Regions from separate parts of the Homo sapiens genome. Here regions 1 and 3 are each linked to region 2. The links are chromatin loops, found by intact Hi-C in ENCODE. Cell type or tissue: IMR-90. All regions are shown on one strand. Region 1 has its middle 100 kb from the start of CDH5. Region 2 has its middle 210 kb from the start of CDH5. Region 3 has its middle 340 kb from the start of CDH5.

Region 1 (8,000 bases), 110 kb after region 2:
ACTGCAGGTAGCATCAGGTGGGCCTAGGGGATGAGGGCACAGCCTCCTAGCACCTGCCTCAGCTGTTATGGTTGCTGTTTTCACCACAAAATCCCTGGGCCTGTGCTCAAGGCCCTCTCCTGGGGACTTGAACACATGGTGCTGGGCACTCCCCAGCCCTTAAATGTACTCTGGATGGCACCCTTCCCCATCAGCCTGGCTCCTGGCACACCTGGATAGGGTGACTGGGGAGAGTTCAATGGAGGGACCTGTCTGTATCTGTTTCTGGAGATGTCATAAAAAATCACCACACACTTAGTGGCTTAAAACAACAGAAATGTATGAGCTCACAGTTCTAGAGGCCAAATGTCTGAAATCCATGTGTGGGGCAGGACCCTGATCGCCAGCCAGGAAGCCTCCAGGGGAGAATCCCTCCTCGCCTCTTCCAGCTTCAGGCGGCTCCAGGCGTTCTGTGGCTCGTGGCTGCCTCCCTCCAATCTCTGCCTCTGTCTCCACATGGTGGCCTCCCCTGTGTCTCTGTGTCTTCTCATCTGTCTCTTACACGGACATTTGTCTTATAACTTAGGGCCCGCCTAGATAATCCAGGATGATCTCATCTTCAGATCTCTAAACTTAATTACAAATGCAAAGATTCTCTGGCTAAATAAGGTCACATTCACAGGTTCTGGGGCTTAGAATGTTGGCATACTTTCTGGAGGTCACTATTCAACCCACTGAAGAGTGTTTACAGAAGGCTTAAAGCAAACCCACAAGGGGAGGTAGATCTCCAAAGGCCAAAAGCAGTTTCCACCCCTCAGCCTCCAGAGATGGGGGGGAATAGGACCTTGGAGGGAGCTGGAGCTATCTCAGGAGGCACTGTTAACCCACAGTTCAGCATGAAGGGGCAGGGAAGAAACCTCCTGCTGCCACCCCCCACCCATGAAACTGACACAGAGACCAGAGGATGAGAACCCAGGTGTCGCAGACAATGGCCTGCAGCTCCCGGCACACAGTGGCATGGAGAATGATCTGGAAGGGCAAACCTGAATATCCTGTATGCCCCTAGTTTCTTGCTTCAATGCCTCTGGCGCAAACATTTGCCTTGTGAATGAGCATCTCATTAAAGGAGAAACAGATAAAAACCCCGTGTCTATTGAGCTGGGATTTCCTTCAAGGGGCTCCAGACTTCTTTAGCCTCTGGTACTAAACTCTTAAGCCCCAGGCCTCTTTCTCATGCCTGTCCTAAGTCCATGATGTCCCCAGATTCCTGACATGACACCTTGTGGAACCAGGCCAGACTGCCCGGCTTCCCTGCCATACCAGAGAGGAAGAGACCAGGGGCAGTATTATAAGGGAGTGGGACGGGAGAGTCTGCAGTCCTAGAACAGAGGTGGGATGGCCCCACCTCTATGCTTCCCATTATAAACAGAGTAAGGAACCTGGAGCCAAAACGCAGCCCAGCCCAATTTCACTGCCAATGCCACATGCCCAGCCCAGCCCTGCCCAGCACTCTGGAGCTGGGCATCAACAGGTGCTAGGGGAGAAGCCAGTGGCCTGGGATTCTCTGGGCAGAGGGGTCCCACCCTCACCAGCCCCAGCATTCCACCCACAAGTGTCACCTCACCACAACCAAAGCCCAGAATCCCACCCCATGGGCCACTCTACCCTGCCACACAGAAAGCAAACCTGCAAATCACTCCAATTGCTGTTCATCAAGTGCCACAGAACAAAATATACTGCAGAAATCACCCAGCTGCTCCATAGAGGGGCTGAGCCCCCTCCAATTACTGTCATGTAACCTTCTCTAACTTGATTCCCCTTATCTTATCTATAATAGATAAATGTCCAGTCCAGGGAGGGGAAAATTTTCCAAAAACCTAGTATAATAAACCACAAAAATGCCAGCTGTCACCAGCAGGAAGCAGTCCCCATTAGTGGGCACAGAGCAATCCTCACAGCTCCCACCAAGCTCCCTGTCCAGGGAAGAGTGTTCCTGAAGTCCCCCCACCTTCCCCGCTCACTCAGTCAGTGACATTTATGAAGTGCTCACTCTGAGCCAGCCTGGAGGACAGCATGGTGCCTGCCAGCCTCCAGCTACTCCCAGTATGGGGGAGCAAGCAGCCAGCCCAGAGACGATGTCCTTGTTGTCCGGAATGTCGTGGACACCGGCCATGGGTTCCCTCTCCTCGACCTCCTGTCAGCCACTTGGAAGGGCCCGGGCAGGACAGCCAGCGGGAGCCTTGGTTAAATCCGCCCTCTCTGCAGGAGCTACGCATCCTAATTCTGCCTTGGCAGAGACATGAGCGGTTGGCGGTCCAGGCCATGGTAGGGGATGGCAGAACACGGGATAAGACTGCCCGTGGGCCTCACTGCTTCCTGACTGGGCGCTAAAGTATCCACACTGCAAGGCTCTGGAATGCTGATGGGCTCCGGAAAGCACGAGGGGCCAGGCCAGCTGCAGAGGCCATGGGACTCCAGGGGAGAAGGGAGGGCTTATGGAGGAAGCACAAAGAGAGGGAATTTCTACCCAGGGTCATCTGTGCCCCTGTCACTACCAGGCCCCACTGGTTGTTGGAAGAGGGAGCACAGGCCTTTTCATCTTGTCCATCCAAGGACTCCATGAGCCTTCCCCTCAAGCCTGTGGGGTCTACCCCAGGTCATCTGCGCCCCAATCACTACCAGGCCCCACTGTTCGAACGGGGAGCACAGGCCTTTTCATCTTGTCCATCAAAGGTCTCCATGAGCCTTCACCTCAAGCCTGTGGGGCAGGGGGCATAGCACTCAGTGAGAAGGGTAGAAGCCTGGGTTCAACCACAGCCTCCCTGTCTTAGACAAGCCACTTAAACTGCCTGAGCCTCAGTTGCTTCGTCTGCAGAGTCAAGCTAATATAGCTGTACCCACCTGAAAGGGTTGTGAGGTCAGCTGGGATGAAATGGGAGAAGTGCACATAGTAAGTGCTCATTCAATGACAAATGTTAATATCATTACTACTATTATTACTTCCAAATGGGGAGCTGAGGGGCCAGGTGAGTTATCCCCAACAACACATAGCAGGAAAGGAAGTTGCGAGGCCCTGTCCTGGAGTGCTGAGCCAGGCCTGCTCTCTGCCAGCCGCACAGGGTACGTCCCACTGTAATGCCTCCGAGTTCCTCCATCACAAATCAGACATGTTTCTGATGTGGAAGTAAGTTGTAGAGGTTGTAACACAAACTACTGGACACAGCTGAGCCCAGAGCCCACTGCACTGGGTCACTTCGGGGTGAATCTTGGCTGAGTATCTTGAGGCAGGTCACCAGTCCTATCTGGGCTAATTTTCTCCAGCTATAAGATGAGGTGGGGCCGGGTGCAGTGTCTCACACCTATAATCCCAGCACTTAGGGCGGCCGAGGCCGGTGGATCACTTGAGGTCACAATTTGAGACTAGCCTGGACAACATGGTCAAACCCCGTCTCTACTAAAAATACAAAAAATAGCCGGGTGTGGTTGCAGGTGTCTGTAATCCCAGCTACTCGGGAGGCTAGGCAGGAAAATCACTTGAACCCAGGAGGCGGAGTTTGCAGTGAGCCAAGATCCCACCACTGCACGCCAGCCTGAATGACAGAGGGAGACACCATCTCAAAAAAAAAAAAAAAAAAAAAGAAGGGGTGGAATTGGATGGTTCTGCCATCCTCTGTGACCAGAGAACAATCCATTTCACCCCACAGACCCCCTGTCCTCTCCCCTGCTGGACCCCCCACCAGCCTTCAATGAATTTGAACACTGACACTATCAGATAAAGCCTGTTGCTGCTTGAGGTCAGAGCAAGGGATGTCAAAAATTGCCGGAAATTTTTCAGTCGTGAAAAAAAAAAAAAGCACAGGAGAGGCTGGAATACGAGCAGTTTTCAGTATGTATTTTTAGGACCCTGTACAGGCCTGAAGTTCCTTTGATGAGTTTAGAAACAAAAACATGTGTGTGTGGTATGTTTGCTTGATTTAGACATGGGTGTGACTGGAGTTAAAACAGCTTCCCCGTTTGGATTTTGTGATTTGTTGGGAAAAGCCAGAATGTTCTTCAGAACAAAAAGACATTCCTGGCCCCCATCACCACCGCCCCATCCATCTTCCTTTCTTTTGTTTCTCCTTGGTCTTCCTTCCCTGTTCTGAGTAGGCGGCTCAGTCTCTGAGCAATCAGACCCCACCCCCACCCCGTGAGGTCCCTCCAAGTGTAGCATCCAGCCCCGACCGCAGCCTACGCCTCGCCCCAGCAGCTGCAGACAATTGCATCCAGATGTGCATGCAGTGGGCCGGCCAGGAACTGCCCTGGCGGCCACCACTGGAGAGCCCAGCAGTGACAGCTCAGCCTCGGGGCCAGCAGGCTCCCAGGACCCCCACTCACCTCCCAGCAGACGTTCCTCGCAAACCCCATCAGGAAACGCTCCAGAAAGATCGGGCTATTCGTTCGGGGCTCTGCGGGGCTGACCCTGAGCACTCACACCCCATCCCACATGCTGTCCAGGCATGCTCACTGGCTCTGATCCCCACAGGAAGAACTCGCCCAGCTTAGGGACCGGGTTTTCCTGGACTGTGGGGGAGCGTATGTGTCCACGTTGCAGCCAGGCATGGACCGTGGGTCTGAACAGGCAGAGACCTCTGAGACCACAGGGCTGTGGTTTCTTCCCTGCATCTGGATCCTCGTAAGGTGGCCAGGCAGAAACCACAAGCCACATACCTTCCTACACACCTTCTCTCCTAGGACCCCTGCAAGGGTCCTGTTGAGCAGATGTTACCAGCCCACTTCTGGATAAGCCCAACGAGCTCAGAAATCTTCAAGAAGCAACTGGACCAGTGGGAAATGCAGGTCTGGGTGATTCCAGCCTGAGGCCTGAGACTGAGCCCAGTTTCCTCAGGCTCCAGACAACTGGGTGGCCAGGACCCGGCCGGTCAGCCCCATCTGGGGTGGTCAGGGTGGGGCACAGATGCTGAAAGTCGCTCCCACTGTGCACAGGTGGGGCCCTGGCTGAGGCAGGTCAGGACCTCGTGACCTGTTACCCCCCCCCCACACACACACAACCACACACACAACCATTCATACCCATGGAGAAACTGGGCACAATCGTAGACACACAAGTCTCACACAAGCTGACATATATGCGGGTTGACCCACAAACACACACACACACACACACACTGCCTGCTGGGCTGGTCTGGCAGGGCCTGGGGTAGGTCAGTCCTTTGAGGGGAAGGGCAGCTGCTCTTGTATTTCTGCCTGGGTCCCCCCGAAGGCAACAAGATATCAGCCCTTGAGTCTGGACTCTGGCCAAGGGGAGAGGGGACAGAAGGAATGAGAGTTAGAAGAGAGCAACGCAGCAGAAGAGGAGAGGGAGAAGAGAACAAAAGGAAAAGGAGGGAAGGAGGAGGGGGAAGAGATGAGGAAGAGCAGAGAAGGAAGGGTGCATGAGGAAGAGGGAAGCGGGGAAAGGAGGACAGGGAATGGGACAGGGGAAGGAGAGAGTGCAGGAGTAGGCCCTCTCGTAAGCCCCAGCGAGGGCAAAAAACATAATCTCCAGGTCTGGAATCAGACACATAATACATTGGACTTCTATGAGCACGTGTGACCTTATGCAAGTTACTCAACATCTCTCAGCCTCAGTTTCTTTTTCTCTAAAATGGAGATAATACAGTAGCCCCTTTCATAGAGAGGCATAGAACATATTGAACAGTCCCAGGTACATGGGAGAGCTTGATAAGGTTGCAAGAAAGATGGAACAGGTACTGGAGGCCCGAGCAAAGTCATATGCTTCCCGTATCCGGCCCGTGGTGAGTGCTTGGAGGATTTAACTGCTGTTATTTCTAATACTGCCGTCATCTTCCTCACATGCCAGGCACTGCTCCAAGTGTCTTTGTATCTATTACCTCATCTGACCTGCCAACAACCTTACAAGTGATTAGACTCATGATCCCTATTTTATAGATGGGTTAGGCAGAGGCCCAGAGAGGTTGAAAAACGACTTGTTCAAAGACACACAGCTGGCAAGTGGTGAAGCCAGCATACAGGATGGTCTCCAAAGCTTACATTTGCAACTGTCACTACAGGGCACAGTATTTCCTGTTTAAATCATGATTTTTAAAAATTAAAGTAAATGGCAGAGCATGGTGGCTCATGCCTGTAATCCCAGCACCTTGGGAGGCTGAGGCAGGCAGATCACCTAAGGTGAGGAGTTCGAGGCCAACCTGACCAATATGGTGAAACCCCGTCTCTACTAAAAATACAAAAATTAGCCGGGCATGGTGGTGGGTGTCTGTAATCCCAGCTACTTGGGAGGCTGAGGCAGGAGAATCACTTCAGCTGGGGAGGCGGAGGTTGCAGTGAGCCGAGATCACACCACTGCACTCCAGCCTGGGCAACAAGAGCGAGACTCCGTCTCAAAACAAAAAGAAAAAATAAAGTAAACAAGGTGGGATCCTAATAACCAACATTTATTGAGCATGTGCCATGTGCCAGGCCCTGTGCAGAATGTTTATGTCCTTGAATGCTCACAATGACCTCAAGAAATACATAGTATTAATATTTTTAATGAGGAAACAGAAGCACAGAAGGGTTAGGTAATTTGCTCAGGGTCACCAGCCAGGAAGAGAAGGACCCAAGTTCAAGCTCAGGTAGTGCTCCCAGAGACATCCTCTTCACCACTCAGCTAGAGATAGATCAACCTCATATTGTGATATTGAACAGTCTCTAAGATACATTTTTAAAATATATTTTAAGTCAAAAGCAAGGTATAGAGCAGCCTGTCTACGGTGCTATATTTTCTAAAGGAGACATATGGCCTGACACGTTTTTCTCTGCACAGAGTATCTGGAAAGCTATGTAGGAAGCTTGTACCAATTGCTGCCTGCAGGAAGAGGAACTGGGAGGCTGGGGTCAAGGAGGCAGAGAGATGCAGCACTTTTAGACCCTTTCCATATTTTATCCCTGCCTTTAAAAGGATGAATGTGTAGCGTCCCTTTCAGAAAGAAATGATTTTCACTCCTTGGTCAGTTTCATGGAGACATGGTGTTAGCTGGTATTTCCAGAGGGTACTCCCTGCTCAGGACTCGGGTTACGGGGAGGCCCGAATTTCTGTGTGATCTGTCACCCTCCAGTTGGAAATGACCCTCTCATTGTTGACAGCACACTAGAACAAGTTTGTCCAACTTGCGGCCTGCGGCCCAAGGTGAGTTCAGGGTTCCAACAATCAAGTCAAAGATGCCTGGAGGGAGGGAGGGAGGGAGGGAGGGGGCTGGGGGCAGCAGGATAGACCCTGCACTGCACAGGAAAGCAGGTCCCCTCTGCGGAGGGGAGACCCGGAATCAAACCAAGAGTCCTCTGCTGAACCAGCAGTTAGAGAGAGGGAGGGAGGGGAGACAGGGAGGGAGGGAGAGAAGAGGAAGGGAGGGAGACAGGGAAGCAGGGGGAGGGAGAGCCCCAGGAAGAACGGAAAGCAGGAAGGAGGGAGGGAGGGAAGAAGAGAGACGAGGAGGGAGGGGAGGGAGAGAGAGAGGGAGGGGGGAGGTAAGGCCCCAGGAAGGAGGGAGGGAGGGAGAAAGGAAGAAAAGAAGGAAGGGAGGACGGGAGGGAGGGAGGGAGAAGCAGAGGAGAGGGAAACGAAGAGAGAAAGGAGAGGGTGGAAGAAAGGAAAAATGGAGGGAGAGGAAGGGGAGAAAATGAAGGAGGGAGGGAGGAAAGCAGCCTTCTCTGGTGCTGAGATCAGAGGGATCTCAGCCGGGATCTGGCTGAGTGCGGCACCGAGTTCAGGGCCCAGTGACTGAGAAGAGAAACCTGAAGGCCTCGAGCTGAGGAGCTGCCACGCGGGCGGCAGGCGGTGCCACTTTGCAGAAGCGCAAACTGAGGCCAGAGGGGCAGCGGATCTCAGCTGGGTCCCCACGCTCGGCAGGAGACCGGGTGCTCCCCGCGGGGCCTGTGAGCGGGCCGCCAGGGCTGGGCTGGGGGTGGCAGCGCCGAACCGGGAGCGCAGCGCAGGGTCCGGGTTCGCTGGGAGGCCG
Region 2 (8,000 bases):
TTTCCCATTACAAATAATTTGCTTTTAAAAGAAAAGGCCCCTTTCCAACTGAAACTCCCAAGTACAATAAAAAACCTAGAAGGGCTCCTATTTTCTTCTGCCCCTTGACTCCCCTTGCCTCATCTGTGAGCCTCGCTAAAGTGTGTGATTGGATTTTTCATTAAAAGCCCCCCTCCCACTTTCTGAAGAATCCAAGAAGCAGCAGAAATCAGATCTAGCGTTGTAAAATCCTAGCATATCTGAGTCGGGAGGAACCTTGGGGATATGCACTTTCTAACCCTCTGATTTCCCATTTTTTCAAAGGAGGAAACTGCCTAAGTCCACGCAGGCATTATGTCAGGGCCGGGACAGGAAGCCCATTCTCTTGGCTGCTAGATCGTTTCCACCTGACCAATGCCACCTCACATCTGGGTTTTCCCACCTCCTGGCCCCCAGTTATCATCCTGGGATTTCACATCCTAAATAAACTGTGCAGAATCTCCAAGAGCTCTTTGGGAATCCAGGTGCATGTGTGCAATGAATAACCTCATCAATTACAGAGGAGATGGTCATGTGTGTGATTGTGTATGGAATGCTCTTCCTATCTCTGGAATAAAATCTTTGATGCCATTGGTACTCTATTCTTCCAAAATAAAGTATAGAAAATTTCCATTTCTTCCAGTGGTTAAGTACAGAGTTCGAAAGGTCATAAACTGTTTTACATGACCAAATTGATTAGCTTCTCTATCCCTACCTAACAAAATGCAAGAGATCCAAGTGTTTCATTTCAGCCCAAGAAATCCATCGTTAAGTTTAATGCAAACATTGTTCTTCATTACTCAGCTGGATCTTCTTTGAAAGGGAATTCATTGTAATACGATTTGGACAAACCTGCAGAATCATATTAAAACCATAAACTATGTAGAAGTACACGTGCTGGCAGGCATGGGAGATAAGTTGGGCACTTGGAAAAGTTATTATCATGCTCCAAATTTAGTGTTCCAGTGTCTAACTGCAACTCATAATGTTAACTATCAGGCTGTTTAGGCATCTTTATTTCTTGTCAGGAAAATGAAATTGTCTCCTGTCATGTTGGACAGTCTGGGTATATAACTTATGTCACAGACAACAAAAATGTGTAATTTTATATGTTCCTGTACTCAATATTTTAGTACAAAAGGACTTCAAACTCGAATTAATACACTTGTTCAGCATGCCATTTTTGAAAACCATAGCGGAGCAGCAAATGAAGAACATTACGTGATACAAGCAACTTGTCTTGCTATTTTTTTTTTTTTAGTTAAGACGTAAGGAGAGAAAAGGAGTAGATATTTATCACTCTAAGTTACTTCCTGAAGTCTGAAGAATTCTCTCTTTCATCATTGTAATTTGGTAATTAGATCCATAAACATGCAATTAGCTAGAAAGGGGACGTTTTTATTTGTCCCAGAATTTGCAAAGAAATTTGCCACCCCAACCCAAGTTTTTGGTACCATGTGGGTCTTCTGGGTCTGGGTTTTCATGATTCACCAGTGACCACAGAAATGGGGCCATGATGGCAATGGCCCTCCTACCCTGTTTCTTCACTCCTTCATCTTGATGTCAACTGTATGCCCCTAAAAATGTCTACCATCGACTGGTCCCACCTTTCCCTTCTTCCCTGTCTTGACCATAAACCAGCCACTCCACGTATGTTTGCACCATACTTGCCCCCATCCCACCCCATGCTCCATAGACTTCTCCTCTGTCTTTGAGGCTTCATGGCTTCCTGTCCTTCCTCCTCCAAAACTCCCTCACCCCCAATTGTGCCTGCTCCTGAGTCCCCCATCTTAAACTGAGGACACTCTCTCTTGACCCCACGCTCCCCTCCTCTCCCTGCTCCTGTCTTCTCGTCACTGTGGAGTCATTCTCACTCCAGTTCTGATCCTTCTCTTCCCCATTCTAACAACCTGCTATGCAGCTGTTAATATGCTTCTGCACCATCTGAACCACCTGCACCACAAGCAAAACTGTCCCTTCTAATTTGCCCATGTCAAAGGGTTCAGCCCTCAGACCTTCTAGCCATTGCCAGCATCACACCCATGCCCATATTCCCTCAGTCCTTACCACTCCTGAGCATGCAGACCCTACAGCTTCCACTATAGCACGTGCAACTCTGCCTGAGGGCCTTTTCTGGTCACTGGACCATGCTCAGCTCACATGGGCAGACCAGAAGTGCCAGGGAGTTGGTACCTCCCAGAAGCAGCTCTCTACCAATAATGGACAAGACTTGGTGGATAAACACCCCAGTTCCCTCATCCCTTGTTGGGGATAATCTTGAAGCATATTCTACAATGTCTACTAGAGTTCCCATGCTGGTTTTAACCCCACTGTGGTTATTTAATGCTCTCATGGTCAGGGATTTTATGGTTGGAAGAAACAGACCAATCCCAACTGGTTCAAGGGACAAGATCCAGGCTGGAGACATAAACCTGGGAGGCCTTGGCATACTGACACATGAGTGAAGCAGCAATTACAAGTAACACACTTCCTGTCTCACAAGGTGGCTGTGAGAGGGGAAATGGATACTTCACCCCACCCTGCTCAGCACTGTGCTAGGCCACAAACTGAAAGCTTGGTAAACAGGAATGTTCTCACTTGCATAAGGTTATGCAAGAATACATTTGTATAATCACAGAATTTTGGATAGATCGTCTAGCTCAAAAGCCTTAATTTGCAGGTGGAAAAACTAAGGCTAAGACAAAGGAATTGACTTGCCCGGCATTTTCCCACCATTAAAGATTGTTTCCTTAAGATTTACATGCCCAGCAGTAAAGGAGAAAGGTGAAGTTTAACTGTTCCTTGATATTCAATTAGACTGTTAGGAGTTACCAATAAACTTTCTAAAGGCCAAAGCCAATAAACACGCTTTCGTTTTGATTTTGTTTCTGCCTTCTGCATCTAGTGCTGCTGGCCACTCCCCTGATTTAAACTCTCCTGATTCAGCTGATTTTCTGGCAAGAAAGAAAATGAGGAAGAAAAAGGAAAAAGGGCAGAAGGGAAAGTGACCTAGGGCAGATTCCCTGGAAGCAGAGCGCAGGGCAGGATTTGGATGCACTGAGGCAGTGAGGAAACGCTCTTGGGAGGGAGCGGTGAGAGAAGGACAGGGCAGGGAAGGGAAGGGGCCCGGCAAGGGTGGGACCGCAAGCAGAGGCTAGCTGGACCCCACAGGAAGCTCCAGAGCAAGGGAAAGGGGACCCTCCCTGTGTGCCCTGTTGGTTAGTAGGTGGCCCAGGCAGCCAAGGCCGGGAGAAGCAAAGCCACCAGAGTTGGAATGAATTCTTATTTTATGTTGCTGTAGCATTATAAAGGCTTAACTTTCTCAGACCAGAAGCAGGGTTCATTCACCCAGGACACAGTTTCCAGTTCTCTGCCTCCTCCCAGTTCCTCAAAGGGGTGGATCCAGATACCTGCCCTATACATCCACCTCCTGGTGACCACCTCCCTATAAGATAGCTAAACACAACCTCCTTGCCTCGCCACACTGACCCCCACACCCTGCGTGAACTTTGCAGATGGCATGGCACAGGGATGACCCCACGGAAATCATGCTTGCTTGCCCCAAACCCACCAATTAGAACACCCCACGGGGTCCAGCATGGTGGCTCATGCGTGCAATCCCAATACTTTGGGAAGTCTAGGCAGGAGGATCGCTTGAGGCCAGGAGTTTGAGGCCAGCCTGGGCAACATAGCAAGACTCCATCAGTAAAAAATATTTAAAAATTATTTGGGTGTGGTGGTGTGTACCTGTAGTCCCAGTTACTTAGGAAGCCGGGATAAGCAGGAGGATTGCTTGAGCCCAGGAGTTTGAGGTTTCAGTGAACTATGATCACTCCAGCTTGGGCAACAGAGTGAGACCATGTCTCTAAAACATCAAAATTTTTAAAAGTGTTTTAAAGAGCACACCCCACAAGAAACTTGTTTGGGGATCACCCTAGACACCAGTAAAAGCTTTGGCCCACGGGCCCCTTTATCCTTCTCTTGCTCCCTCCTCTGTCCCAGACATGCATGTTCTGCCAAGAGGAGAGAGGGAGCAGCTGGAATTCACCACCTTCCTTGCAGGGTTCCTGAGCATTACCATAGCACAACGCTCCCCTCAGCCAGAACCCAGGCAGAAGGACTGGAGTTCAGAAAACAATGGTCTGTTTGACTGGCTTTGAGTTTCTGGGTATTTGCAGGTCAGGCAGCCTGGGTATTAATAAGTGATGGGGTTGTGGACCTACAGAAAGATGTGCAGGCCTGAGGGTGAGTGCAGTGGGAGGAACAGTACCTGTACCCCCAGCGCCCTGCATGGTGCCAGCAGAGGGGTGTGTCACCCACTCTGCTTCCCATTTGCCCTGTGACTTTAGACAAGCCCCACCCCCACCCCGGTCCCTGGGCCATCATCTCTCCATCTATGACAGGAGGGGTGTGAACTGGGTGATCCTTAAGGAGTCTCCTTTCTCTAACATTGGGTGGCTCTAGATTCCCAATCAGGCCTGTGGCCAGCAAGGCTGACCCTGGGAGGCATTCAGGGCTGAGACAACCAGAGTCAACAGCTCAGGGAGAGCAAATCCCAGGGCCCCCCAAACACAGGCAAGAGAGGCAAGACAGGAATGCACTATCCAAATATTTGAATTGTCTAAAAACAGACCAAAGCAGCCTTCAAAATACATATTTCGCATGCATACCAAACCCACAAAATGCATAGCTCAAAATCCTGAACCACCAGAAACTGAATCAAAAGTGCAGGCCTTAAATGAATACGCTGACAGAAACAGGAGCAAGACTTTCGCAAGCAGCCTGTTTTCATCAGAAAACACATAAACAGGTTTGAGGGGAGTAAGAGGATTGAAAAGAGGTCAGGGGCTCTGGAATCTTCTCAATGACAGCACTGCCCAAGAATCTTCCAAAACTCCCTCTCAACTGCCTGGGAAGAGAGAGACCCCTTAACCAGAGCAGAGTGATTTGTATGTGTTATTTGTGTTATTGGCTTTCACAGTAACCCCCTGTGGCAGGCTGAGGAAGCTGGACTCTAAGAAAGTCACTTGTTCAGTGCCAGGAAGCTACAAAATAGCTGAGATAGGATTCAAAATCAGGACTGTCGAACACCAAACCCCAAGCTCTTTGCCCCTAGGCAAACTGTGAAGATGAATTTGGATGATGTTGCCTATAGTAGGCCAACCTAGGTCATTGATAGAAAGTTCCAGAAGTTCTGTGCACATGCCTAACTATTACAATGGTCACTGTAAAAAGAAATTATAGTGCTGATCTAAAAAAAACAAACGCTCAGAATTCTGTTAAGTCTAAAACAGGGATGGAAGGGCCAAGTATGGCATAGGTTTATCCTGCAGGCATCTCCAAGGCCAAGAATAGGCACTGGCTTGCTCACAGGAAGAACTTTGTGTTGGTCACAGATGAAGGTAGAACGGGCTGTCCCAGAGGTACTGAGCTTCCCCTCACAAGAGGTGTTCAAACAGTAGGTCTTTCCAAAATGCAGGCTTGACAGCATCAGCTTCCTCCTTGGTGTTTCAGGCCCTCCCAGTCTGGCCTCTACCCCTTCCCCAGCCTCACACACAAACTCCTTTACCACTGGCCTCTTCGGTACACACCAGAACTTCTCACCAAGATCAGGCCTCTCTTCATCCACTCTGCACCCCCTGCTGAAATGTCCGTGTGCCCTTTCCACACCTACAGCCTCCAACCCGTTTTAAGGATCTGCTCCAATGCCTCTCCTCCAGCCACACACCAAGCAGGCTTGGGGACATTTCTTTGGCATTCTTATGTCATCAACCATGTATTTACCTCTTTCCCCATCACTCTTTGGTCATCATCTACTAGCAATGACTTTGTTCCCCCCATTAACAAGCACCATGCTTGCTCTAGGTAGACCCTCATTAATACCTTTGCATGAAAGTAACTGGCTCATGTGGTTTGCACTCTTTTTTTTTTTTTTCTTGAGATAGAGTCTGACTCTGTTGCCCAGGCTGGAGTGCAGTAGCACCATTTCAGCTCATTGCAATCTCCATCTCCTGGGTTCAAGCAATTCCCCTGCCTCAGCCTCCCAAGTAGCTGGGATTATAGGCGTGTGCCACCACACCCAGATAATTTTTTATTTTTAGTAGAGACAGAGTTTTACCATGTTGGCCAGACTGGTCTCGAACTCCTGACCTCAGGTAATCCACCCCGCTCAGCCTCCCAAAGTGCTGGGATTACAGCCGTGAGCCAGCACACCTGGCCGGTTTGCACTCTTAAGCCAAGCTTGAGGCCTTCCCATCTTCCCAGAGAGGAAAGTCACATATAGGTATGTGTGTATATATGCACATGGATGTATGGCACATAGAATGCCCTGCCCCAGCCACCTTGAAAGCTCCAGGCTAGAAGGGGGAAAGCTCCCCACTCTGCCAGGAAGCTTGTGGTTGGCAGCTAATCAGGTCATCTTTGAAGTTAAGACCATAATGATAAAAAAAAAAAAAAAAACCCCTCAAGGAAGAAATAATCAGGAAGCTCAACAGGGGCATCTGGGCTCAGAAATCGCAAAAGTCAGTGATATTTTTAAAATAAGAATACTTTCCAGATTCTCAAGGGACGCACTGAGGTCTTCTGGTATCTAACCATTTGCACCGCCTCCCTCGTCGAGATTAAAATGCTTCCTCCCAGCCTCTGAATCTCTGCTGTTCGCACACTGAAGATAATCCTCTGGCATGTGGCTGCGTGGGCCAGATGGTTAGCAATTCTTCAGGCAGGATACAGTTCCGCAGAATGGGAATGTAGAGGGCTGGCTCTAGGTGGAGAATCCATTGATGGACAATAGCAACAGGCCCCTCTCTTCCAAGGAATTGTGCTGGAGAGCTGCTCAGTCCCCCAAGACAAGCCAAGTTTGGTCAAACGTCTCCCATCAAGTCATCCTGTGGAAACCCCAGTGAGCTTTGACGGGGACAGGGAACACTATCAAAGATGACCTTCAGTGGACACCAATGGTTCAATCATAATTAAAGCCTCATTGTTTGCAGATGGCCTTTACACACGCCCTTTCACCCCTGCCCTTTTGGTTAGTCCCCCAGTATGCGATGAAGGAGATGATATTGGTTTCTCCCTATTACATATGGATCTGAATCCCAAGGAGGGGAAATGACCTTCCCAGACTGCATGCCCTGTGTTTTCTAACCCAGAGCTCTCCCTGCAGTCTCTGAAGAGTTCCACCAATGGCACCCTTTTCTTCCCTACGTACAATACCTAGTACAGAGCCCTAGCATAGGAAGAACTCAGTAAATGTTTAACTGGGCTCTACTCGATGATACCCCTGCAGGAAAACAAAGAAAACATAACTCCTGGTATTGATGCTAATGAGTTTTAGGGGTCACAGGAGAAGGCATTCGGATGGGGGGAGACAGCCCCACTTCTGGTCCTGCACAGGTATTTGAATATCTCACGAACAGAGCCAACTGCACTCTCTTGGCCTCAGAACGATCCAACTTTTACCCTGAAGATCACACAGCTGCCAAATGGCAGCAGCAGGTTTTGAATCCAGGCAGTCTGACTTCAAAGCACCCACATCACCTCCCAAAGGAAGTTTGACTTAGTGCCCATCCTACCCCTCCCTACACCAATGTTCTTCTTCAGTGTCCCTTTTTACCCCTTTCAGTTCTCTCTCTCGGCTTTTAGGCATTTTCATCTTGCTGTTCATCTCCACCAAAGCAGTGGGTTTTTCAGTGCAGGGTTGAATAACTTTACATCTGTCACTTATACCTTAATATAAGTGAGTGTGAGTCAAAACATTAGCTCGTTCAACGGTGCCTGGGTTTCCAGTCTTCTTTCTCTCTAGTAAAGGGATCCAGAGATTACTGAGGGGGTGGTTATTCAGTGCACGGTCCCTTCTCTATGATTTCACCCAGGTGGCCCTGCACAGGGAGGCTGCTAGTGGATTTGGCTGAGAGCAAGCAGAGGGGAATTTTCACCAGGGCTGCCTCCAGGAAGGGCAGTTTTCAAATCCTCCTGGGCAG
Region 3 (8,000 bases), 130 kb before region 2:
ATTGCTCCAGCAGTGTCCTTCATAGTTTTATTTGAGTCTAAGACCAATGAAAGTCCATGCATTGAATCTGGTGGTGATGCTCTCCAACCTCTCTTAGTCCAGACCCCTGTACTCAAACTGTGGTCGTCACAACAGCAGCAGCAGTATCAGCTTCGATATTGTTAGAAAGGCACAACCCCAGTCCACCCCCTGACCTTCTGAACCAGAGTTTGCATTTTAACAAGATCTCCAGGGAAATTGTATACATCTTAAAGTGTAAGAGCTCTTCCTTGAAAAACACACACATACATATATATACACATACATACATGTACACTCATACCTACATGCATACACATGCATATGCCCACATACATGTATACACAAACATATGCATATACCCACATACCTATACATACATACATGCATATACACACATACATACACACATATACACACATATATACACCTACATATACACAAACACATATATACACATGCACATACCTACACACATCATACATATACACACACATAAACCTACACACACGACACACACATCTATACCCTTTTTATTTCTTGTGGCAGTGGCTTTTTTTGTTTTTTCGAAGAGTCCGAGCCAGTTGTCTCATGGAATGTCCCACATGGGAATCTGTCTACTTGTTTCCTTGTGATTAGATTCAGAGCAACATTTTTAGTGAGAAAACCATGTAGATGATGTCTTCAACTTATTACTGTATCATAGAAGAAAGCTCATAATGTCAGATGTCCTGACTTTTGGTGATGCTACATTTGATCATTTAGTTAAGATGGTGAATGTCAGGTCTCACCACTGGTAAAGGTCCATTTTTTTCCTTGTAATTTCTAGTTAACATGCGGGGTGATGCTTTGAAACCATAAGGATATACTGTTCCCCAGCACCTTTCACCTGACAGTTTCAGCATCCTTTATGCTCCTTGCTTGAAGATATTATTGCACTGGAGGTTGAAAAATGATAATTTTCTCATTCTGTCTACATTGATTAGTTGGCATTTTTCTGTAAAGAAGAGTTCCTCTCCTCCCCCATCCCTTCTCTCTCTCCCTTTTTCTCTTTCTCTTTCTCTCTCCCCTAGTCTATTACCAACCATAGACTCATGAATACAGTATTGTTCTGTTTGACACTCAAAAATTGATCTAAATTTGGCCTGTGGGAGCCCATGCAAGCTGGCAGCCATGTGCCTTATTCCTCTCTGCATGTCTAGTAGCTCTGCTACTCTGGGCAAGTGACTTCATCTCTTTCTCAGTCTCTTCTCTGGAAGTTAGATAATGTAACGATTGACCTTGATAGGTTTTTTGTAAGATGAAATGAGTGAGCACATGTGAAACATTTGGAACTGTGCCTGCCACGCGCTAAAGCCAATGTAAGTGCTTGTTATTACATATTCTTATCATCTTTATCATGATGATCATCACAACCACCACCATCACCACCTCCCAGCCCAGGCTTTGGCATGGCTAGAGCTCCACAGGCAGCCGAGGGAGGAAGGGATGGAGGAAGAGAGAAAGGGTAGAGTAAAAATCTTTAAGAGGAGAGATGATATGTCAGCAACCCCTGGAAGCCCCTTCCTTCCCACCCTTCCTCCCAACCCTTCCTCACTCCCCTGCTCATGACCACTTGTTTGCTAATATCCAGCCTCCAGAGTAGGTGTGAAGCCCACCCTATCCCCTCACCCATGGAGACATATTTGGTGAACTGAACTAACACAGGGCTGTTAGATAAACCCGAGTTCTGGCTGACAAGATGTGTGCTCTTTCCCATCTGCTGCCTTCTAAACAATGCTGGTCTTATTATTTCAAACGACACGCAGTTCTCTCTGTAAATCTGCTTGTCATGCCAATTCAGATTTTATGTAAGTGCATTTCTCATTTCATTTTCCTCTGCATACAAGTCACTGATGCAAGGCAGCTAAACCCCAGGTCTGCCACACTCCCTGAAGGATGACCTTGGCCTAGTCTTCACTTCCTTGACCCCAGAAGGCACCTTGGTTCTCATTACAGAGACCATGAGGAGTCTCTGAAAGTTCGGGGGTAGGGGTGGTAAATTATGAAACAAGAACAACAGGAAGTTGGTGCTTGTTGAAGCTGGCAATGAGTGTATGAGAGTTGGTTGTATTATTCTCCCTAATTGCATATGTTTGAAATTTTCCGTAATAAGAAGTTGAGAAGGAAAACCTCTAAGAGCTGGGCATCTGGGCTGAGTTTTGCAGGGTGAATAAGAGTTTCTGGTCAAATAAGGAGCAGAGGAACAATCCAGACAGAAAGGGATGTCACAAGAGTAGAGCCCAGAGCTGGGCAGTCTAGTGGAAGATTATTCTATTTCACCCTAAAATCGTGAAGTGTGATTCAGTTCTGGTACTAACCACCCATAGTGCAGACCCCAGAAGCTAAGGGCTCAGTCCTCCACAAGACTGTCTTTACCTCAGACACCAGCTCAAGTGGGGTCCCACATCACCTGCCCTTCTGACCAACTGGCTACAAATGTGAAGGCTCCTAGTATTCCCTTCAGATTTGATAATTCACTAAAATAGCTCACAGAACTCAGGAAAGCACTATACTTATTACTACAATTTTATTATAAAGGATACAAATCAGGACCAGCCAAACAACAAGGTGAGACCCAGGAAGGTCTTGAATATAGAGCTTTCGTGCCCTCTCCCTGTCCATCTGCCCACTCATCCATCTATCTGCCCACCTATCCATCCATCCATCCATCCATTCACTCATCTGTTCACCCATCCATCCATCCATCCATCCATGCATCTATTCACCAATCCATCCATCCATCCATCCACCTATCCATCCATCCATCCACCTATCCATCCATCTATCCACCTATCCATCCACCTATCCATCCATCCCTCCATCCATCCATGCATCTATTCACCAATCCATCCATCCATCCATCCACCTATCCATCCATCCATCCACCTATCCATACCTCCATCCATCCCTCCATCCGTCCCTCCATCCATCCCTCCATCCATCCATCCATCCATCCATCCGTGCCTTCTCCCTGTAGAATCAGGGCCTGTCACTCTCTGGCCCATCAGTGTATTCACCAACAAGGAAGCTCCACTGAGCTTCAGTGTCTACAGTTTTTATTGGGGTTTCATTACATAGACATGATTGATAACTCAATCTCCAGCCTCCCTCACCTTACTGGAAGTAAGGCTGGCTCCAAGCTCCAATCTAACCACCTGATTGGTCTTCCTGGTGACCAGCCTCCAGCCCAAGTCATCTCATCTCAGCATAAACTCATGTGTGATCCAAGGGGATCCTGCGTAACAAAGATACTCCTATCACTAAAGAAATCCAAGAGTTGGCCAGGCACGGTGGCTCATGCCTATAATCCCAGCACTTTGGTAGGCTGAGGCAGGTCCATCACGAGGTCAGGATATTGAGACCATCCTGGCCAACATGGTGAAACCCTGTCTCTACTAAAAAATACAAAAAAATTAGCCAGGCATGGTGGTATGTGCCTGTAGTCCCAGCTACTCAGGAGGCTGAGGCAGGGGAATCACTTGAACCTGGGAGGCAGAGGTTGCAGTGAGCTGAGATTGCACCACTGCACTCCAGTCTGCCGACAGGCAAGACTCTGTCTCAAAAAAGAAAGAAAGAAAGAAAGAAAGAAAGAAAGAAAGAAAGAAAGAAAGAAAGAAAGAAAGAAAGAAAGAAAGAAAGAAAGAAAGAAGGAAGGAAGGAAGGAAGGAAGGAAGGAAGGAAGGAAGGAAGGAAGGAAGGAAGGAAAGAAGGAAGGAAGGAAGGAAGGAATCCAAGAGTTTTACAAGCTCTGTACCAGGCACCTAGGGCTAAGTCCAGACAAATGTTGTTTTACACAACAAAGGTACAAGGCAACAGAGAACACTAGGCAACAGGCACATGCTGAGTTTCCCATCTACACCTCTGCTTCTCTGGGTGCTCTGATTTGTGCTATCACCTGATTCTCAAGACATCACTGTAGAGTATATGTGCAGGGGAGGGAGAGAGGAAGGGAGGAGAGAGAGAGAAATGGAGAAAGAGAAGTGGAGAAAGTGACAGAAAGTAGAAGAGAGGGGAGAATGAAAGGAATGAAGATAAGGGAGATGGCAGAGAGAGGGAAAGTGGGGGAGATAGAGTGGAAGAGAATGAAAAGAGAGCAGGAGGAAAGAGACGGAGGAGGGAGAGAAGAGAAAGATTTTAACTGCACTTTACAAGAAACTGAGCTCCAGAGAGGATGAATGTCCAATTCAAAATCATATGAAAGAAGCAGCAAGACTCAAATCCAGGTGAATCATATTCCAACATGTGCTTATTCTGGTCTGGAGAAGAGGGCAAAGTAAGGATTTTATATGAAAATAATGAAGTTTCTGAGACTTTATTCTGATGGGTAATAAGAATCCGCAGAGGCTTGTAAACAGGGGAACGCAGTAACAGCTGTGCCTGCAGCTCCATAGGACATGGACAGGAGGGAGGCAGAGAGAGGTGGCATGCCAGAAAAGAAGAGCCAGGTCTAAAGGGGCAGAGATGAGGCCCCACCTAGAGGATTCATAGGGAAAGGCAATGGGAGACAGAGCAGGGACAAGGGATGCGCTGCTGGCTGACCCGTTTCCATTTAGAAGCATGAGCCCTGGCCGGGCATGGTGGTTCACACCTGTAATTCCAGCACTTTGAGAGGCTGAGGCAGCTGGATCACCTGAGGTCAGGGGTTCAAGACCAGCCTGGCCAACATGGTGAAACCCTGTCTCCACTAAAAATACAAAAGAATTAGCCAGGTGTGGTGGTGTGTGCCACCTGTAATCCCAGCTACTCAGGAGTCTGAGGCAGGAGAATCCCTTGAGCCCAGGAGGCAGAGGTTGCAGTGAGCCAAGATCATGCCAATGCACTCTAGCCTATGCGACAGAGTGACATTCTGTCTTAAAACAAAACAAAACAAAACAACCACAATAAAAAACAAAGAAGCATGAGGCCTTCCCCAGCCATGTAAACACAAGTTGGCTTATTATGTTATACAATATCCAGCCTCTGCTTTCTGCACATGTGTATGTCAGACAATTCTGCTTTTATGCAAATTGCTGTGTAATCCTTTCATCATCTAAGACATCACTGCTGCTGAATCCACCTGGTCCTCCTATCCCCCTGACAGTCTATACTAGTCATCCTACAGCAAAGAGGTCTATGGGCATATCCCCCCACCTTGAATTGCCAAATGAAATCTACCACGAACCAAGTGGCTTGAGGATTTTGCACACTGTCCCAGGCAGGTCAGGCAGAGCATTCAGGGGCAGCCCAGCCTGTCTCCTTTAGAGAGCCACACCTCCCTCATGCTGCTGGGTTCTGGAGAGAATGTTGGGGACAGCACACCCCACACACGCTTGCTACAGTGCAAGGCTCACATCCAGCCACAGCCACATGTGGCTCTTCATCCTCCAGCAACAGTGATGGGTCCAAGGGCAGCCAATCAGAATCATTGCTTGGAAGGAAAGCTGTCCTATTTCGGTTTGGGTTCATGCCAATCACATTCTATAAAGGTATGAAGGGCATCCTCCAGGCAAAGGCAAGAAGGGACTGGGGGTGAAAGCAGAGGGAAATAGAGAAGGAAAGTGAGAGAGATCACAATGTATATGAGGCCCTGGCTCAACCCCTGACGTTTCAAGTTATGTGAATCAATTATTCTGTTTTTCTTCAAGATAGTTATAAGCAAGTTTATTTCACTGGAGACGGTCATGCTAATCTATGGCATTGCTTTGAAATCGGTCATTTTCCATCTACTATTGTTGTTAGTAATTATCAGTAGCGGGCAGTGGCTCACACCTGTAACCCCAGCACTTTAGAAGACTGAGGCAAGAGGACTGCTTGAGGTAGCAGTTCAAGACCAACCTGGATAACATAGTGAGACCTCATCTCTACAAAAAAAAAATGTTTTAATTAGCCAGGTTTGGTGATGCATGCCTGTGGTCCCAGCTAGCCAAAAGGCTGAGATGAGAGGATGGCTTGAGCCCAGGAGTTGGGCACTGCAGTGTGCTATGATTATGCCACCATACTCCAGCCTGGATGACAGAGGAGACCCTGCCTCAGAAATAAACAACAACAACAAAAAACTATCAGCAGCATCCACTGGACTGTGCATCCAGGCAGCGAACTATTGGCTGCATTTGTCATTTTATTCCATCCTTGTTTAACCTGGAGAGATGAGCAGCAGTATTTCTTTTTTTTTTTTTTTTTTTTTTTTTTTTTTTTTTTTTTTTTTTTGAGAGAGAGAGTTTTGCTTTTGTTGCCCAGGCTGGAGTGCAGTGGTGTGAACTCGTCTCACCGCAACCTCCCCCTGCCAGGTTCAAGCGATTCTCCTGCCTTAGCCTCCCGGGTAGCTGGGACTCCAGGCACATACTACCACGCCCAGCTAATTTTCATATTTTTAGTAGGGACAGGGTTTCATCATGTTGACCAGGCTGGTCTTGAACTCCTTGCCTCAAGTGATCCACCCGCCTCAGCCTCCCAAAGTGCTGGGATTACAGGTGTCAGCCACCACACCTGGCCAGTATTTCATTTTATAGATGAGGATACTAACACTTGGACAGGTTTAGTGAATTGTTCTCAGATTCTTACCTTCTCAGCTTGTAAGTGATAAAGCCACTATGCAGATGGGAAAACTAAGGACTGGGGGAGAAAGTGATCTACTCAGTGTCACAGAGTAAGTCAAACTAGCAGCAGGATGCAAACTCAAAACCCTGAGTTCTCAGTCTAGTGCTCTGTTGGTCAGATCTGAACTATTTCAACAGACCAAAGGAGCTCTCCAAGGAACAGGATATGCCATTAGGCTGACTGCTATTCTGCCTTCCTGGATCCTCCCATTCACGTTTTAACCAATGTCAGGGGCTTAGAGGAAGGGCACATTCAGGATCCATGGACTGGACAGAAGTGTTTTTACTTTGTTTGTAGAGTGGCATAACAATTTGATTCAATACCTTACAACTGTGAGATTGCACACACAAATCTGGGCTATATCTTGGCAGCAGATTCCACTGGGCTTGGTGATGGATTGAATGTGGGAGTCTGACCCAGACTGAGAGCAGAGTGTCAACCAAACACAGTAAGTCCACCAGAGTCCCTCCCTCCCTGTCCCTGTTTCCATTCAGCAAATTGTTTCTGGCATTTCTACTACATGCCTAAGATCTGAGACAGCCAGAAACAAAGATGACACAGCCCTAGCTCCCAGATGATGCCTATGACAGGCAGATGTTTTTCTCCAATACTGCCATGTAACAAGTCCAAACTCTCAGTGGTGCAACATCATTTATTGCTTTTAAGTCTGTAGATTTACCGTTCTGGCTTTGGGGAAGTGGGGCAGGTTTGGGTGTGCTCCATGTCTCTCTCCAAGACCAGCAGCAAATACGGGCATTGTCTTCTCATAGCAAATAGCAGAATTGCAAGAGTCTGAGCAAAACTCCACAAATACAATTAAGCCAGACACAGTGGCTCATCCTGTAATTCCAGCACTTTGGGAGGCCAACGTGGGAGGATCTCTTGAGCCCAGGAGTTCAAGACCAGCCTAAGCAACATAGCAAGACACCATCTCTACAAAACAATACAAAAATTAACCAGGTGTGGTGGCTCACACCTGTAGTCCCAGCTACTTGGGAGGCTAAGGTGGGAAGATCATTTGAACCTGGGAGGTCAAGGCTGCAGTGAGCCATGACGGTGCCACTGCACTCCAGCCTGGGTGACAGAGTGAGACCCTGTTTCCAAAAAAAAAAAAAGAAAGAAACAAAACCTGCTTTTGCCACACCTACTAGCATTTTCTTGGCTAAAACAAGCTTCATGGTCATGTCCAAAGTCAATGAGAAATGAGACTGAGATAAGTACACTACCTTTCCTATAGATATTGCAAAGTCATATGGCAAGGGGGTACGGATGTATAATACTATTATATGAGAAGGGAGTAAAGATATGGTACTATTCAGTATTCATAATGGATCAGTCTTTTAAGTCATTGATTTGCCACTCTG

What was found. A loop is a pair of places that touch in the nucleus more often than their neighbours do. Peaks named below come from ENCODE experiments on the same cell type or tissue, not always from the same donor. Only the 100,000 strongest peaks of a DNase experiment are listed, where the experiment ranks them.
Region 1: a loop joins it to region 2, with 4 times the contacts of the local background. A loop is called at or near these places in 3 of 110 quality-filtered maps.
Region 3: it touches region 2 in a loop (2.9-fold over the local background); 2 of 110 quality-filtered maps call a loop at or near these places.

Annotation. Positions count from the first base shown.
Region 1 is chr16:66,262,579-66,270,578 of GRCh38, forward strand. No RefSeq gene overlaps it. Among named protein-coding and RNA genes, the nearest start is that of CDH5, 100 kb to the right of the region's middle. In IMR-90, no CTCF peak of the experiment used is centred here; DNase peaks (open chromatin) are centred at 4,203 and 5,853; H3K27ac peaks cover 3,381 bases.
Region 2 is chr16:66,148,355-66,156,354 of GRCh38, forward strand. No RefSeq gene overlaps it. Among named protein-coding and RNA genes, the nearest start is that of CDH5, 210 kb to the right of the region's middle. In IMR-90, no CTCF peak of the experiment used is centred here; a DNase peak (open chromatin) is centred at 4,757; H3K27ac peaks cover 3,580 bases.
Region 3 is chr16:66,021,894-66,029,893 of GRCh38, forward strand. No RefSeq gene overlaps it. Among named protein-coding and RNA genes, the nearest start is that of CDH5, 340 kb to the right of the region's middle. In IMR-90, a CTCF peak has its summit at 4,534; DNase peaks (open chromatin) are centred at 6,828 and 7,118; H3K27ac peaks cover 693 bases.